Linked DNA regions of Mus musculus: all the other regions are linked to region 2. The links are chromatin loops, found by intact Hi-C in ENCODE. Cell type or tissue: left cerebral cortex. All regions are shown on one strand.

The links. A loop is a pair of places that touch in the nucleus more often than their neighbours do. Peaks named below come from ENCODE experiments on the same cell type or tissue, not always from the same donor. Only the 100,000 strongest peaks of a DNase experiment are listed, where the experiment ranks them.
Region 1: it touches region 2 in a loop (3-fold over the local background); 2 of 42 quality-filtered maps call a loop at or near these places.
Region 3: a loop joins it to region 2, with 3 times the contacts of the local background. A loop is called at or near these places in 2 of 42 quality-filtered maps.

The regions. Positions count from the first base shown.
Region 1 is chr2:20,290,778-20,295,777 of GRCm38, reverse strand. All of the region lies in intron 1 of Etl4 (enhancer trap locus 4), which reads right to left. Among named protein-coding and RNA genes, the nearest start is that of Etl4, 3.4 kb to the right of the region's middle. In left cerebral cortex, no CTCF peak of the experiment used is centred here; DNase peaks (open chromatin) are centred at 2,249 and 2,822; H3K27ac peaks cover 1,438 bases.
Region 2 is chr2:20,109,140-20,114,139 of GRCm38, reverse strand. It overlaps a transcript of Etl4 not described here. Among named protein-coding and RNA genes, the nearest start is that of Gm23970, 170 kb to the left of the region's middle. In left cerebral cortex, a CTCF peak has its summit at 2,424; DNase peaks (open chromatin) are centred at 2,245, 3,225 and 3,399; H3K27ac peaks cover 1,831 bases.
Region 3 is chr2:20,282,183-20,287,182 of GRCm38, reverse strand. It overlaps a transcript of Etl4 not described here. Among named protein-coding and RNA genes, the nearest start is that of Gm23970, 4.2 kb to the right of the region's middle. In left cerebral cortex, a CTCF peak has its summit at 2,120; a DNase peak (open chromatin) is centred at 2,578.

The DNA.
Region 1 (5,000 bases), 180 kb before region 2:
TTCATTAGTCACTGTTATGTTTTGTATTGGGAATAGGGAGATTGAATAGGTGACTCTTGAATGGGTGTCCTCAGAAGAAGTATAGCTCCTTAGCGTTGGATGATATTTTGGACTATTACTCAATACATAACTTTGTGTCTGATTCTCTTGAAAGATCTCTTATTTATGATGTATAATTGATTCATTAACTTTGACCTGATAGCTAAAAGCATTGTAATTTACTCCTCAAGAAAGCTCAACCAATCCACCCGCTTTCTCCACAGGACATGGAATGTTCCCTTTTACACAGGTATAGTTAGGTCCATGGACCAGTACTGTAACATTGAATCTGGGCTCCATTTTTTTTTTTTACACTATGAAGACATCAAAGATATAGAGAGTACAGGGGGGAAAAGGGGAGAAAAAAGCATGGGACTACCCTGACCGTGAAAGGAACACATGTTTATGGTGTGCTTTGTGCAACTCAAATTTATTTCTGCCCTGTACTTGCTTTTGAATGTCTGCAAAAGCACCATTATTATGAACTCTGAGACTGAAAATATAGTTAGTTGAGAAAGTGAATTTGCAAATGGAGAATCCAAGGGTAATAAACATCAATACTATTTATTATGGGGTAGGATGTGATTGATGATCAAAAAAGTTCTTTTTTTTTTTTTAAAGTATGTTCCAGCTTAATCCAGATGAAGCTGAACTTTTGTTAAAGCTGTATTTAAAACCTGGACTTTTCTTGTCTTTACAGGATGCTTCTAAATTACAGTTTATCATAAAAGGTGTTATAGCCCAGCTTCCCTCTGGAAGTCCTGACTTTGCTTTAATCATCTCCAGGGCTTGAACTAAACTCGGGTCTCAGGTATTGTTTAGGGGAAATCCCTCATTCAAAAGCACGAGGGAGAATTTTACCTAGTAAAGCAAGAGGAAGAGATCATTATCTTATCATCAAACAGTGTGGCTTTCTGAGACTGAGAAATCCGACCCCTGCTGTCTTCCTTTTATTCTGTCCCAGAGTTCTATGCAAAAAGACACTTGTTTCAAGGTTGCGTCTGGGCTGCTCCTGAAGCAGGATTGGAGCTGTAGATGTAGGACCCTTCTGGATGGTTTCAACTTGTAAGGTTTCACATGAAGCCAAAACCCAAGAGGATTATTGGGCTTGCTTTTTTTCTTCAGGCTGTATATAGTGACTCTTTTTATTTGTTTGTTTTGTTTATTTTTTGAGACCACGGATGTCCTGGAACTCTCTATGTATGGTAAATCTTCTGTCCTTTCTTTTTTAACTCTGTGCACAAATTAAATGCCATCATCAAGTCCTCCTGAGGGTGGAATGATACTGCAGGAAACATGTTACTGGGTGGGTGGGTAGGGAAGAGTGGGTTAGAAAAGCTTTTGTTTTGTAGCTGCGTCTGCCACAGCTAGTCCATCACATTGGTTTTACTTACAACATAAGATCAACAAAAACATCCAGACTGACAATCCAATGCAACAAGCAAATAGCAAGCACTGAAGAGCAGAACTGTATCTTCAAGAAGCCCAAAGCATCATGGATCGAGCTGTACACTTTTTGCACAACACCCAGGTGACTTGCATTTTTACCACAGTGTTACTGATTTCTTTTGCTTCAAGAGAGACCCACATCTTATTTGAATCTCATTTCCGCAACGATAACACGGAGACAACAGTACTTCCCAGCAATCTGTCCCTTTAGGAAAACCAGCTGATTCTTTCTTATGCTTTGTTGAAGACAAATTCCAGATGAAAATACCCTTGTAACATTCCACAGGTCTCATATATTGTATGAAGTTATGCATATAAGGGCATCCTTATAATTTCTGGCTTTGTTATTCTTCTCTACCTAATTCCATACCTTTGCCAAAGAGCTTAGCCTACTAGAGGTCATGTTTTCACAGCTGCAGACCAGTTTCTAATTGCACTGGAAATTATAGGCCCTCATAGGGTGAACAGACCCATTGCCTCTGGGCTTCACCTTTAAGAACTGGTTGTTTAATGCTTCATCATTCTGCTTCTGAATCCTACCTGTTGGTCAGTCGCCACTTCCCACGCTTCCTCTCCAACACTACCTGGGGTTGCCATCCCACAGGGTGTGAGAGTGGGGAGATCAGAGAGTCAGGAAAACCCTCCAGGCCCCAGAGAAGGAAAGAAGGGCACCTGGCTCTTTACAGCTTCCCTTGCTTTTCAGCAACCACGCGTTTCCTTCCTGTCGCGGAGCTGAGAACATATGCGGCACCATGTGACACCTGGCAGCCGATTTCTGCAAAGCTTCATGTCTGGAGAAGGGAAGGCTGACTCACGCTTTCTTCCACTGAATGTGTGAAACCTTTCAAGAAAATTTGGAGGCAGAAAAGCCAAAGGATTTTGATGATGCTCTTCATTGCTATTAAATCAGTATTTTTAAAAAAAGAATAAAAGAATCTACTGCTTCTATTTCTGATCTTTACAAAAAAAAAAAAGCAACCTGAAAGATGTTAAGTGCCAAAAGAAGGTACCATTTTATTTTTAGGTACCTATGGTTTTCAGATCATCTTCTTAAGCTTTGGCTCTCAGGACAATGGCTCATACTCTTCACATTTTTATTAAAATGAAGATATTGCAAGGATTGGAGAGCTAAAACATGACATGATTGTCATTAAAATAATGCATTTCAAGTTTTTTGTTTTTTTGGTTTTTTTGTTTTTTTTTTTGGCTACCACTGCCGAGCGTCACTCATAGACATTGGTTTCTAACACCGTGCAGAGAATACCAGAGGGAGGACCTACTTATGTTCTGTGTTGTAGAGGAAATGACTGATTATCTCTCACCACCCAAAATGGCCACAGGAACAGGCCACTCACACAGACATCCGGGTTCACTGTTTGGATGCTTCTTTCAGTGAAAGAATTTTATATGTTGCATGCAATTTCAACACTGTCCAACAAGAGGCCCTTTCAGAGGTAATGGGATTATCAAGTGTTTACCTAAACAGGCTTTCTTTAATTTTATTTGCATGGATGTTTTGCCTGCATATATGCCAGTGTCCACAGAAGCCAGAAGAAGGCATCAGGTTTCTTAGAATTGGAGTTATAGATGGTTACGAGCTGCCAAATGGGTTCTGGAAATCAAACTTGGGTCCTGTGGATTAGTAGCCAGTGCTTTTAACCACTGAGGTATCTCTCTAGCCCACTTAACATGGTTTCTTTATCATACAATTTAGGACACTTTCCAATGGAAAATGTGCCTGTGATATGAAGCAGGTCTATAAGCCACATCATGCTTACGTGATACAGTGCAATGAGGAGCAAGGCATATTGGACTTGGGATCATCTAGTTGAGCCTGAACCATCGTTATATTTCTGTGACACTCTCAAGTTCAGAAAGCAAGAGTTCCATCAGCTTCCATAATGCCAGACACTGCAACAGAAGCCAGAAGCACTAACCACAGGCTAAATGGTAGTCAGATATTCTCTGTTCCAGAGCTCTGTTCAAATGCTCAGCTTTCCACTGAACAACTGCATGACCTTGAAGCAAGCACGACATCAGCCATGCAGAGCCTGTTCTCTAATGGGTAGGTAACAAAACGTTCCCCTTTGGCACAACTATGAGGATTAAAGATGTCACATAACTGTTAGGCATGAGGCACACATGGATGGGACAGAGAACAGCTCTCACTTTGTGCATTGTGATTATCTATAATACTGAAAACCAAAACACACTTTTTTGCCTCCAAACCCTAGCAAACTAAGTTCAAAGTGTGTTTTTCAAATATATTATCTAGTTGGGGATTAAAAAAAAAATCTCTGGATATGTTCTGCTCTGCTTATCAAAGGCTGCCTCTAGTGCTTTCCCAACGGTGTATAAATTACACAGGCCACTCTTCCCCCTCCAGACCAACCCAAACCACATTCCATGTGGTAATGGGTCAATTTCTTTACTTTTTTCGCCCTTCTACCACATTCCACACCCAAAAAGATGCCAGTTTTCAGTTCCTTTGAAAGTGAATTCTCATCTGTATTTTTTTTTAAAAAGCCCTTTAAAGTAGTTGTAAATTCTTTGAGAGCCCTCCAACCCCAACCATCAGCAAGTAGTCACCAGAGAGAATTACTGCTGCTTTCGCCAGAATCCTCCCACAGAGAATGGAGGCTTTGTAGTGAGCAGCACATCCAGCCATGGTTGACTCTTTGATCTTTGATACTTTGGACAACTCTAAAGAGAAAGGCATTCCAGCCCCAACCACACACAGAGAGGGACACAGGTTATTTATTGAAGCCCCCTGACTCTGAGCTTAGCCTGGCTCTCTAAAGACTCACATACACACATCACTCTGACTAGCCAAATTGCTCCTGTCCCTTGCAGTTGTATCTAATAGGAAGGGAGTGGGAGGTGGTGTGGGAATGTCTGCTCTTTGGCTTCTCCCTGGGGTGAGAAAGGTAGCTTGGCAGAGGCAGTCACAACAATATTTATAAAGACAGTAGAAAATAGAGTCCATATGTGTACAAAGGGAAATCAGAGTAAATCACTAGGGTGAAGAACCCTCTCGATTCCATTTCTGAGGTCTGGCAGCTTCTGGAAGAGTGAACAGAGCCAGTCACTCTAGGCTTCAGTACATAGAGCCCCTTATTCACATGTGGCCTTTTTCTGATCAAGTCCGACAGCCCTGAAACTTCCCAGATGACTCAAAGCAGACTCTAGCTCTCTCAACTCAGACACTGTTTTGTAAGCCTGGTCACCCCAGGAACTTCGTGTATCAGAGCTGATACTGACCTGGAAACTATAAGTTCTTGCTTCTGAAGTTGCTGAAGGACAGCTTAGTAGCTTCCTATCAATGACTCCTAAAACTTCATATCCAGGACCTGCCTTCTGTCTGGTGTGCTGGCTCTGTGATGTGTCTGACTTTCGGACTGGGTTTCAATATGAAATTCCCACACAGTTCATATTGTTGGACTCCTGGCTCTGAGCTGATGGTACTGTTTTGGGAGGTTTGGGAAACTTTGGGGGTAGAGCCTGGCTCTTTC
Region 2 (5,000 bases):
TGTCTGGATGAGTAAGAGCAGAGCTACTGGAATTTGTGTCCATAACTTGCACTGTTTTGTATGCCTTGTACTTAGCACAGAGTCTGGCACACTGGGCATGTGTAGCACTTGCTATTTTCTACAGAAAATGTAAACAACATGGTGGCTATGCACTTATACTTAGTTCTTGGTGCTCCTCACAAAGGTTACCAAATCCTGAGGGTTCATAAGAGACCCTGAACCCTGAAATAGCCTGAGGTTATGGCTACAGCCTTGAAAAACAGTCCTGTTGAGGGTATAGTGATTGACAGGCCAATCCCCACACTCAGAGAGTCATCAATACATCAACTCTAGAGGGTGGTGGTGAGATGTTTGGGTCTCCTAGCCAAAGACTGAGGATAATGGATAATCGTGTTGAAAGGAGGGAAACTGCCTGTGTTGCTGGAGGATGAGTACCCAAGATCAAAGTGGCCATTCTGTCACAGGCTTGAGTAAGAAGTAAGCACTAAGACAGGGCTGCCACCTTATGCAGTGGGGCTGGAGGGGACCTGTAGCTTCACAAAGCTACCTTAGGTTAGCAATTTTGCTATTGCGAGGCCTACCTGGAAGGTGGGCAAAAAGACAGGCTCTCCTGTAAAGCTTGGCTCTGATTGACTGAAGACTGAAGGGGTAGGATGAGAGCCTGCAGACTATTGGCCCTCAGCTGAGGGCCGAGGAAGCTAGACATGGATAGTCTCTTATTTGGGATGTATGTTTCAAAACATAGTGCAAGCAAGTGCACTGTAGATGTTCAAATTCTGGCACTTGATGACATGATAAAGACAGTAAGTGGAAAGATGAAAACTCCATGGTCATTTCCATTCAAGTCCTCCAACTCTACAGAACATATTATGTGACAGAGTTAAGTATGTGCTTTGATGGTCTAAAAGACCAAGGTTCAAATTCCAGGACCTTCACTGCCTTTGTTAGTCACATACTCCATTTTATTGGCTTTCTCCAATCTATTCTTGGGATAAAGAGAGTGACTTCTAAGGTCAGTTTTGTGAAAACTGTCACAATCCCAGTTATCCAAAGGCATGATAACACAGCACAGGAGAGTGGCCAAAAGCCTTGATGTGGAGCCAAAGCTTTTCCTCTGTGTGTGTGTGTGTGATCTAGTCCCTAGGTACTGGGTTATTTCTCTGAGTTCAGGCATGCACATTTATAAAGCACAGATGCTAATCTTACCTTAGAGTATCATAAGAACTTCATGAATTGATGTATATGAAATGTAGCCCTTGGGTGGTACACAGGAATCAGTAAACAAGACTTGCTGCTGTCTCCTGTCTCTGCTTGTTGTTTTCCAACATAGTGTTTCTTGCAGTGTGTTTAGTGTTTCATGGTATCACTAGGAGGCCATCCCTTAAGGTATAATTCAATATTTTGTACCATTGTCGATCATATTTTAAGGCTAAGACAATTTAGAGTATGAAAACATGGAATTTGCAACTCACTTCCCAAGTGTCAGGAAATCCCAGTCTCCATGGTAAACCAGTGAGCAGCCGCAAACTGTGCCTCTGGCACATTTTTCACACTTAGATGTAGTCATTAACTGTCTCCTTGGTCACCTTTCCTCTGCATGTGAGAAGGATCAGAGAAGGTATTGGGCCACAGGGAGTAGAAGGGAAAAATCATCCCAGGAATAATTACTTAAACTTGAGACCAAATATCAACAAAACATCAGCAAAAATGTGCTGGCCAGTAAATCAAAGAGTCAGGAATTTACTGGTAACAGCACCCCTGAAAATATTCCATAGGTATTTGAATAATGAAATCTGTCATTTGAAATTCTTGGTGTTAGCTGCACATCTTGTTTACAGAGTGTTAACAGTGACCCTCATGTTTATCTTTTTTCTATATGCTAATTATAATTGGATTTTGCAACCATAATTCTCATTCTCTCTTCCTTCCTCTGCAAAAGTCAGCATCAGAAGGTGAACTGATGTAAACAGCCTCTCCGAATGAAGCTTCCCTGTACTGCAGCCATGGCTCATTTGCAAGCAGCAGAGTTTATTTCTAGTAGCAATAAGTGATTTACCTTTCAGCAGAGTGAAACATGCCAGCATGTGCAATGTTGCAGTTTGGAACTTCAATCTAGTATGATCCTTCCATTTCTCTGTCCAACCAATGTGAAGCTCAGAGAGTATAAATAAACTATTGGAGGAGCAAGTGCCATCAGGCCACCCACTTGAAACCATATCAGCTGACTAGAACCCATTATACAGGACACCATACTTCCCTCCATGAGGGCCTGATGTTATTCAAGTGAATAGCAATTCAGTAGTGCTGAATGTGATTTAATTTTCAATTCAGACATATGCCATCTTCCCACACAGAAGAGTCATCTACTCCTTACTTAGACACTGGACCACTTTTAACAGGTAGGTGGCTATACTGCATTTTCAAAATATCTAAGACTCATTCTAAAATCAACATTTCATGCTCACACATTATAATGCAAATGTATGTACCCAGGACTGAAAATATGTCTATAAAAATAAAGTTGTTTTTTTTTTAAAAAAAGAAAAAACCTGGACTACCATTGCTTAGATGATTTTGTGTTTTTATGAAATTATTTATTAGAGCAGAGAATGTTTAATTCCAATGACAACAGTGCCTGCAGCAGTGTTTAATAGCCATTTACTTTTATCCAGGCAGAAAATTGACATTAGAACAAGCCTATTTTGATGAAAAAAACATTATAGTTTTTTCATGGGAAATATACTTTTTCAAATATTATTTAAAAATACACGTAGAAAGTATGGCCTCAACCTTAGTTATTAAATGATAGGTTTTTTCTTTTATTTTTTGGTTAACAATTATATCCAAGAGAGCTTTTGCTAGCATCCTGGCAGTACAGGAGGCATGGGAGCCTGGAGACGCTCAGGAAGAACAGATATCTCATAAAAAGAAATGAAAAATATTCTTCCTGAATGGATTGACAGCTATTCATTTTCTCAATAGTTAGGCTGCAGATGTTAGAAAATACCAACCTTTATGTGAAACAATGATCTAGCCACTGTATCTTGAGCCAGGCTGATTGCCAGGAAAGCCCTGGTTTGGTAACAGATGGAGAAAAACAAATCTCTGTATGAAGAACTATATAGATAAGCCAGAGATTTAGGCAAATCCATTTTTTTCTCATTCTTGGTACAGCCCCAATCCCAGTGCCAACACAAATGGAGAGGCACCATGCTCTTGGGGCAGGGCAAGCTTTGCCAAAGTTCTCTTCAGCCCGTTTGTCAGCTGATCTTCCAATCCTTCATGCCAAAGCTGGCTTCATCAACAAGTAGAGAAAGAATAACAGTAGCACAGGAGCCAGAAGAACCGATGTGAAGAATGCATCCTGGGATTATACTAAGGACAAGAATTCTGTAGTGCTTTAGTGGCATGAAGCTTCTGGATATGTGGAATCAAGGGCCTGGGTGTACCTGGGCCAGGAATAGCAGATGAGTAGGCAGAAAAGAGAGAGAGGCACCAGCAAACTCCAAGTCATCTCCATTGCAAATCCAGAGAGAGTGCGAAGTGCAAAGCCAGAGCCAAAGGTCCAGAGAAGACAAGATACCCTCAAGGTTAAGAGGTATTTTTGACCTTCTGGGCTTGCATGAGGACAGAGATTTCTCATTCTCTCAAATAACAAGATTCAGAGAGCAGGCGTTAGTCCAATTAGGTAGCTGTCGATCACCACTTAAGATATAAGTGGCACTACTGAATCTCTGGGCCTATCTTCCTATGTTGGTCACTGCTGTTTCACAGGTATCACAGCGGAATAGAACCTTTCCCCCCCCATTTACACCATTTCTGGTACCATGAGAACAAATTCCCAAGGGAGAGGATTTCAGGTCAGTTCAAGCTAGATTCTTCTGAGTCCTGTTTCCATTCATCTCTTGCAGGACATAGTCATTTCCAAAGGTATAGTTGTGGCATTCCTATATTGGGTATAACCAACAGCTGCCTAATTAAACTTAAAGCTCACTTAGTAAGACAGAACTTATACCTGGTGCTGTTGTAGTAAATATTTACTCTAAATTGAGGGGATTTTTGACCCCACCTTTTATCATTCAGTTCCCAGATAAAAGACATAAAACCTTTTATATTTATGATAAGCCTTTTTTAAAAAGTAGAGCAAAGCAAATATCTACTCTCTGTGCTATTATATCTATTTCCTTGTCAACAACTCTAAGATATGACTTGTTATATTCCATCTGGGCCTACCTTCTACTGGTCAGGCCCTATGGCCGTGTTTTCATGACTCACCTACCCCATAGTATCTCTTTCCTCCACATTCTCTTCATCTCCCTTCATGGTCTCTCCTCAGACCCCAACTCTGTCTATCTCTCTTCTGCCCAGCTATAGGCTGTTAGCATCTTTATTCAACCAGTAGGTTTTATTTTAATATTTTTAAATTAGATATTTTTTCATTTACATTTCAAATGCTATCCCAAAAGTCCCCCCATACCCTCTCCCCCTCCCCTACCCAACCACTCCCACTTCTTGGCCCTGGTGTTCCCCTGTACTGGGGCATATAAAGTTTGCAAGACCAAGGGGCCTCTCTTCCCACTGATGGCCCACTAGGCCATCTTCCGATACATATGCAGCTAGAGACACGAGCTCTGGGGGTACTGATTATTTCATATTGTTGTTCCACCTATAGGGTTGCAGACCCCTTTAGCTCCTTGGGTACTTTCTCTAGCTCCTCCATTGGGGGCCCTAAACTTGAGGATTCTCTCATCTTGGGGCAGCCAGACCTTGAGATTATTTAGTATTTAGCATTACAATACACAGCAAAAAAGCAAACCTCAGCATGGTACTATAAATCTAGCAAAGTACCCACATTTAGGAAGCAAAAGAACCTAGAAGATAATCCCCAATAGCTAAAATCCAGTTTAAGTTATAACTGTGCTTTAAACACTTATTCTTATACATATGCCTGTGGAGATAGTAGAGCTCTCAACCCTTAACTAGAAAATCTATTTGCAGCA
Region 3 (5,000 bases), 170 kb before region 2:
TGGTAAGAGTTAGATGTTGTGTGCATGACACAAATAATCCTGAGCTATTCCTACCTTTCTTTTTCCTTAAGTTTTGTCATTGGCTGTGACTACCCTAAACTCCCATGACTCCACACAAGGCCCTAGCCTGCATTGATTCCACAGGTCACAACTCCACCTGCTTCCCCACAGGATCTGTCCACTTCCCTTCTGTTCCAAAGATTGGTATAAGTGTCTTTTACCCTCAATGTTATGTTCTTCTTCACCCCACTTGCATAAGCCACTGCATGAGAGGAAGAAGAACAACATGAAATGTAAGATGGGAGACAGCAGATAAGCTGTGTGTCCCCAGCAGGCACTCTGTGTGTATACAGCAGGTACTCTGTGTATATACAGCAGCCACATTGTGTGTACAAAACAGGCACTGTGAAAAAGCACAGGGAAATGCATGCCTTAATTATTTGCTTGTTACTGGGATTTATTATGAAGTAATTAATAATTATAACCCATTGTTTAATTACCTTTATGATATAATTCTGTAAATCAATTCTGGAGAATTCAGACTCACTGGGGCACAGAATTGAGAAGCACAATAATTTCCCAATACAGTTTTATTAAATTTTATCTAAACAGGGGTAACTTTGGTTATGTTACTAAATATGGTCAAGTAGAAGCCCACAAAAGGTTGTGTTTGAATGTGTGACTAAGAACATGTGCCATGCATATTCAGTTGTTTAAAGAACTTAGGTAAAGCACTTGGTTTAAACAAACAAAAAACAAAACCAAATCAACCAACCAATAACAACAACAAAACCCCCAAAGCGACAACAACCCCCCCCCTTTTCTTTAAATAAAACTAAAGAGCCTGAAATGGTTTGAATATTGTCACCCAGTTTATGGGATTGAGAGAGAAAGTTGATACATATTAACAAGTCAACAGAACTCTAAATTATTGTTAACAAACCAGACAATCTCGAAATAAAAGAACTATGCAACTACCGAGTATAAATTAATGAATTTTTAAATTGCAAATTACTGTATTAGCCAAATTACTGAAATAGCCTGTGATTCAAAACAACAAGCCAGCCATTAGAATGTTATCCCATGACAACATAATCTTTATGGGAAAAGCAGTTGTAAAATTCACCTTTAAAAATGATACCATTGGCCGGGCAGTGGTGGCACACACCTTTAATCCCAGCACTTTGGAGGCATATACAGGCAGATTTCTCAGTTTGAGGCCAGCCTGGTCTACAGAGTGAGTTACAGGACAGCCAAGGCTACACAGAGAAACCCTGTCTCGAAAAACCAAAAAAAAAAAAATTGTGTATTAGTTATATGTTTAATGGGTTTCATAATATATTCATTCAAGCATATCACATCCTTTGGCTCTCCATTGCCATCTTTCCCCCTTTCCTTCCACTGTTCCCCCTCTTCTAAAATACTCTCATTTTTGTTTTCTTGTTATACACTTATCCAGTGGTCTCCAGTTTTATCCACTGTCTTGAAAATGACATAATTCATTCATGTATATGGTTGAATAAAACTATAATGAATATAGGCAACATTCTCTATATCCTATGCATGGGCCCATTGATGGACATCTAAGCTAATCTATTTTTATAACAATCTTTCCCAAGTTATGTAACCTTGTTCCTCAAATTAGATAGAAATAAAAGAACAAAACACGCAAGTTTTCCCAAATACGAAGTAGTGAATAATGTTTAGAGTAAAAGAAATACTACTTAAGGTTTAAGTATGGCTCTCATTCCAGTTTGGAGGATCAGGAGTTTAAGAGCATCCCCAGCTATATAAAAAATTTGAGGCCAGCCTTTTGCTCATGAGACACTACTTGAGAAAAGCAAACCAACCAACCAAACACCACCACCCATCCAAGTTATTGAAAGAACATAAAAAGGAGAGAATTTAAAAACATAGTTCCTCCTAAATACATCACTTTAGACTTTTGCTAGTCATTACTGGTTTGATGAAGGCAAAGATGGTGGTCAGAGCTAGCAGACAGTTCCCCATCTCTAGAGCATCAGGGTGGTCCACGAGGGAGGGCTGGCACAACAAGAATACTCCAGCCTAGGAGAGGGGCAAGCTGTCTTTGTTGGTTCAGCAATGTGCCCCAGTGGCTGGCCAGAGGTGGTGCAATCTAGAAAGGCATGTGACCTAGAGCTGGTCTGAGCTGAGCTCCAGGGACAGAAGAGATTAAGAATGTGTGTGTGTGTGTGTGTGTGTGTGTGTGTGTGTGTGTGTGTGTGTGTGTGTGTGTTTGTGTGTGTGTAACTTTGAGTGAATATGAGATTGACTGAAAGCTATAGGGAGGAGCATCAAGGAGAACCATAGAGTTAAAAGCCCCCTTCATTTATATTTTTTGGCTTGCTTAGCAGACTCTTCATCTTAAATGTCAGTGTCTTAAAAAAAAAATATCTCTACACAGCTTTGAGCGACTCAGAGCAGCAGGTTTTCTCCTGCTAGACCACAGCCAATTCATCCTTGCTAAAGAGCAATGGAATGTAGTGACTAAGAATGTCTTTCTGAGACAACCAGGCCTGAATTTAGACATCATCTGTCTCAACTAACTTTGGCTGTCAACTTGACACAGCACAGCACAGAGTCATCAAAGGGAGTCTCAGGAGATTTCCCAGATCAGATTGGCCTATGGCCACGCCTGTAATAGATTGCTTTGAATGATGATTGGTGTGGGAGATCCCAGCCCACTGTAGGCAGCAACATCCCTAGATAGAGGGCTATAGGCTAGCCTGTGAGAAAGCCAGAAAGCAGGCAGGGAAGCAGTTATCCTTCATGGCTCTTGCTCTGCCATCCCTCAGTGATGGACTCCTACCTGGAAGTGTAGTCTGAACCAAGTCCTTTCCTCCTTTAAATGGCTGTGGGTCAAAGTGTTTTATCATAGCAACAGGATGAACTTAGAGCATCATCCCATCATGGGTCCACTCGTGTTTCTTACATCCTGGAGCGTTTCTCCACCACACACCCAGCAATCACTCTGTTCTTCAGGATCCTGGTATTTAGGTTACCACTTTATCCATGGCAGGTCTGAGCAAGCCAGATGACCACTCACAGATTCAGTTCTCTCATCTACAAAGTGGAGCTGATAATGATGGCCATAACAACATTCCTTTGCCATTTAGTTGTCTTGCTCACTGAAGACGTATTTGTGACCCATGCGGTAAATGACTTATCATACGGTAATAAGTCTAAATGTCCAGTTCACATCACTTATAGCATATGCCTATGAAAGCACGTGCTTTCCACTTATAGTCTCCACTAGAATATGAGCTCTTCTGGTGAGAAAATATGTTGTAGTTATTTTTTTTAATACAAAAAGTAAAACTTATTATATAGTTAAATCATCCATTCAACAAAAATCCATTGAATTACTTTTCTCTCACCAACATTATTATGCTAAGCATGCTAAACAAACAAAGGAAGGGGTTGGAGAAGAAATTTTAAGTATTTTAAGTAATGCCATTTGTTAAGTAAAGATGACTGATAATGATTCCATTCTCTCAACTGACCTATATTATTTAAATTATAAATAAGGTAAAATTTTAATTCAAATATTTTGACCTTGACAGCAAAATCACTAACATATTATAGTCTTCTGGTGTTTGAGAGTTAACTGAGCTCCCAATATACTACATAGCATAGAGCTGGTTCCATATTGATTAGTTATTGTTGGCAACTTGATACAACCTAGAGTCACCTGGGAAGAAGGAATCTCACTTGAAGAATTGTCCAGATGAGACTGGTCTGTGACCACCTCTGTGAGCAGAGCGAGCAAGCCAGCATCCTCTCTGGGTTCTGCCAGCATTCCTCTCTGGGTTCTGCTTTTGCCATCCTTCAAAGATTGGTTGTGACCAGGAAGTATAAGTCAAATAAATCCCTTTCTCTTCAAGTTGCTTTTGGTCAGAATATCTCATCACAGCAATAGAAAGCAAACTAGAACAGTCACCAACCTGCATGTTGCATTCCTCGACACTTGACATTACATGTTAAACAGTACACTGTGATGGTGAGTGCTAATTGTCAGCCTGACAGAATCCAGAGGCAGGAAACAGGCCTTGGATTACTCCTGTAGGGGATTATGTTGATTATGTTAATTAAGGTTGGGGGAGACCCACCCATGGTGGACAGCACTTTTCCTTGACTAGGATTTTTAATTGTAGAAATAGAGAAAGAAAACTGAGCAACAAGATGCTTTTCCTGCTCTTTCCTTCTGGCCCTAGACAGAATGGGAACAGCTGCTTTCATCTACTTCAACTTGCCCAGTGCAATGCAGTATAATCTGAATTGTGAGCGAAATAAATCAACCCCTTCTCCCTTAAGTTGCTTTTGTCAGATAATTTAATCATAGCAACAGGAAAAATGACTACGACACGTACTTTCCCTGAACTGAGTTTTAAAACTGCAAAACACTAGAGAGTATTAGAAGATATTAAGCATCCTTACAGCAATGCTGTGAGCTCTGTAGTAATCTTAATAAGTTAACAAAGAGCATATGAATTTTCATTACTGTAATATTTTAATATTTTCCCCTCTATAATGAATATGGGGGTTGATCCACCATTCAAAATTACTTTCCATTAGTGGAGAATTCTCTTCATTGTAGAGACCTGCTCCAGCATCTCACAATTGAAGGAAGCTAAATGGGGGTCAACTCTGTGCCCCCCGAACCCTACATGGCTGCCTCTTTGGTGGGCAATGTCCAGGTGCCTAACTTGGCTCTACTCCAAGTACTGAGGGAATGGTGCAAAGACAGTGGGGCTGAGTGGTGGCTATAGTTGAGAGTATCTTGTAGTGATGGGCAGCAGAGAAACATGCTCTGCCCATACTCTACCCGTTTCTTCATTTCCACAGCCAATCTAGTTCTGTTGCTACCCTCAGGTACAGGCAGTCTGTGAGCCCACAGTCTCCTAGGCCAAACCACAGTATGTTACTCGAAATTAGGAACACTACCTGGGGCAAACACACAGCCGTCAATCTGTTCTCTG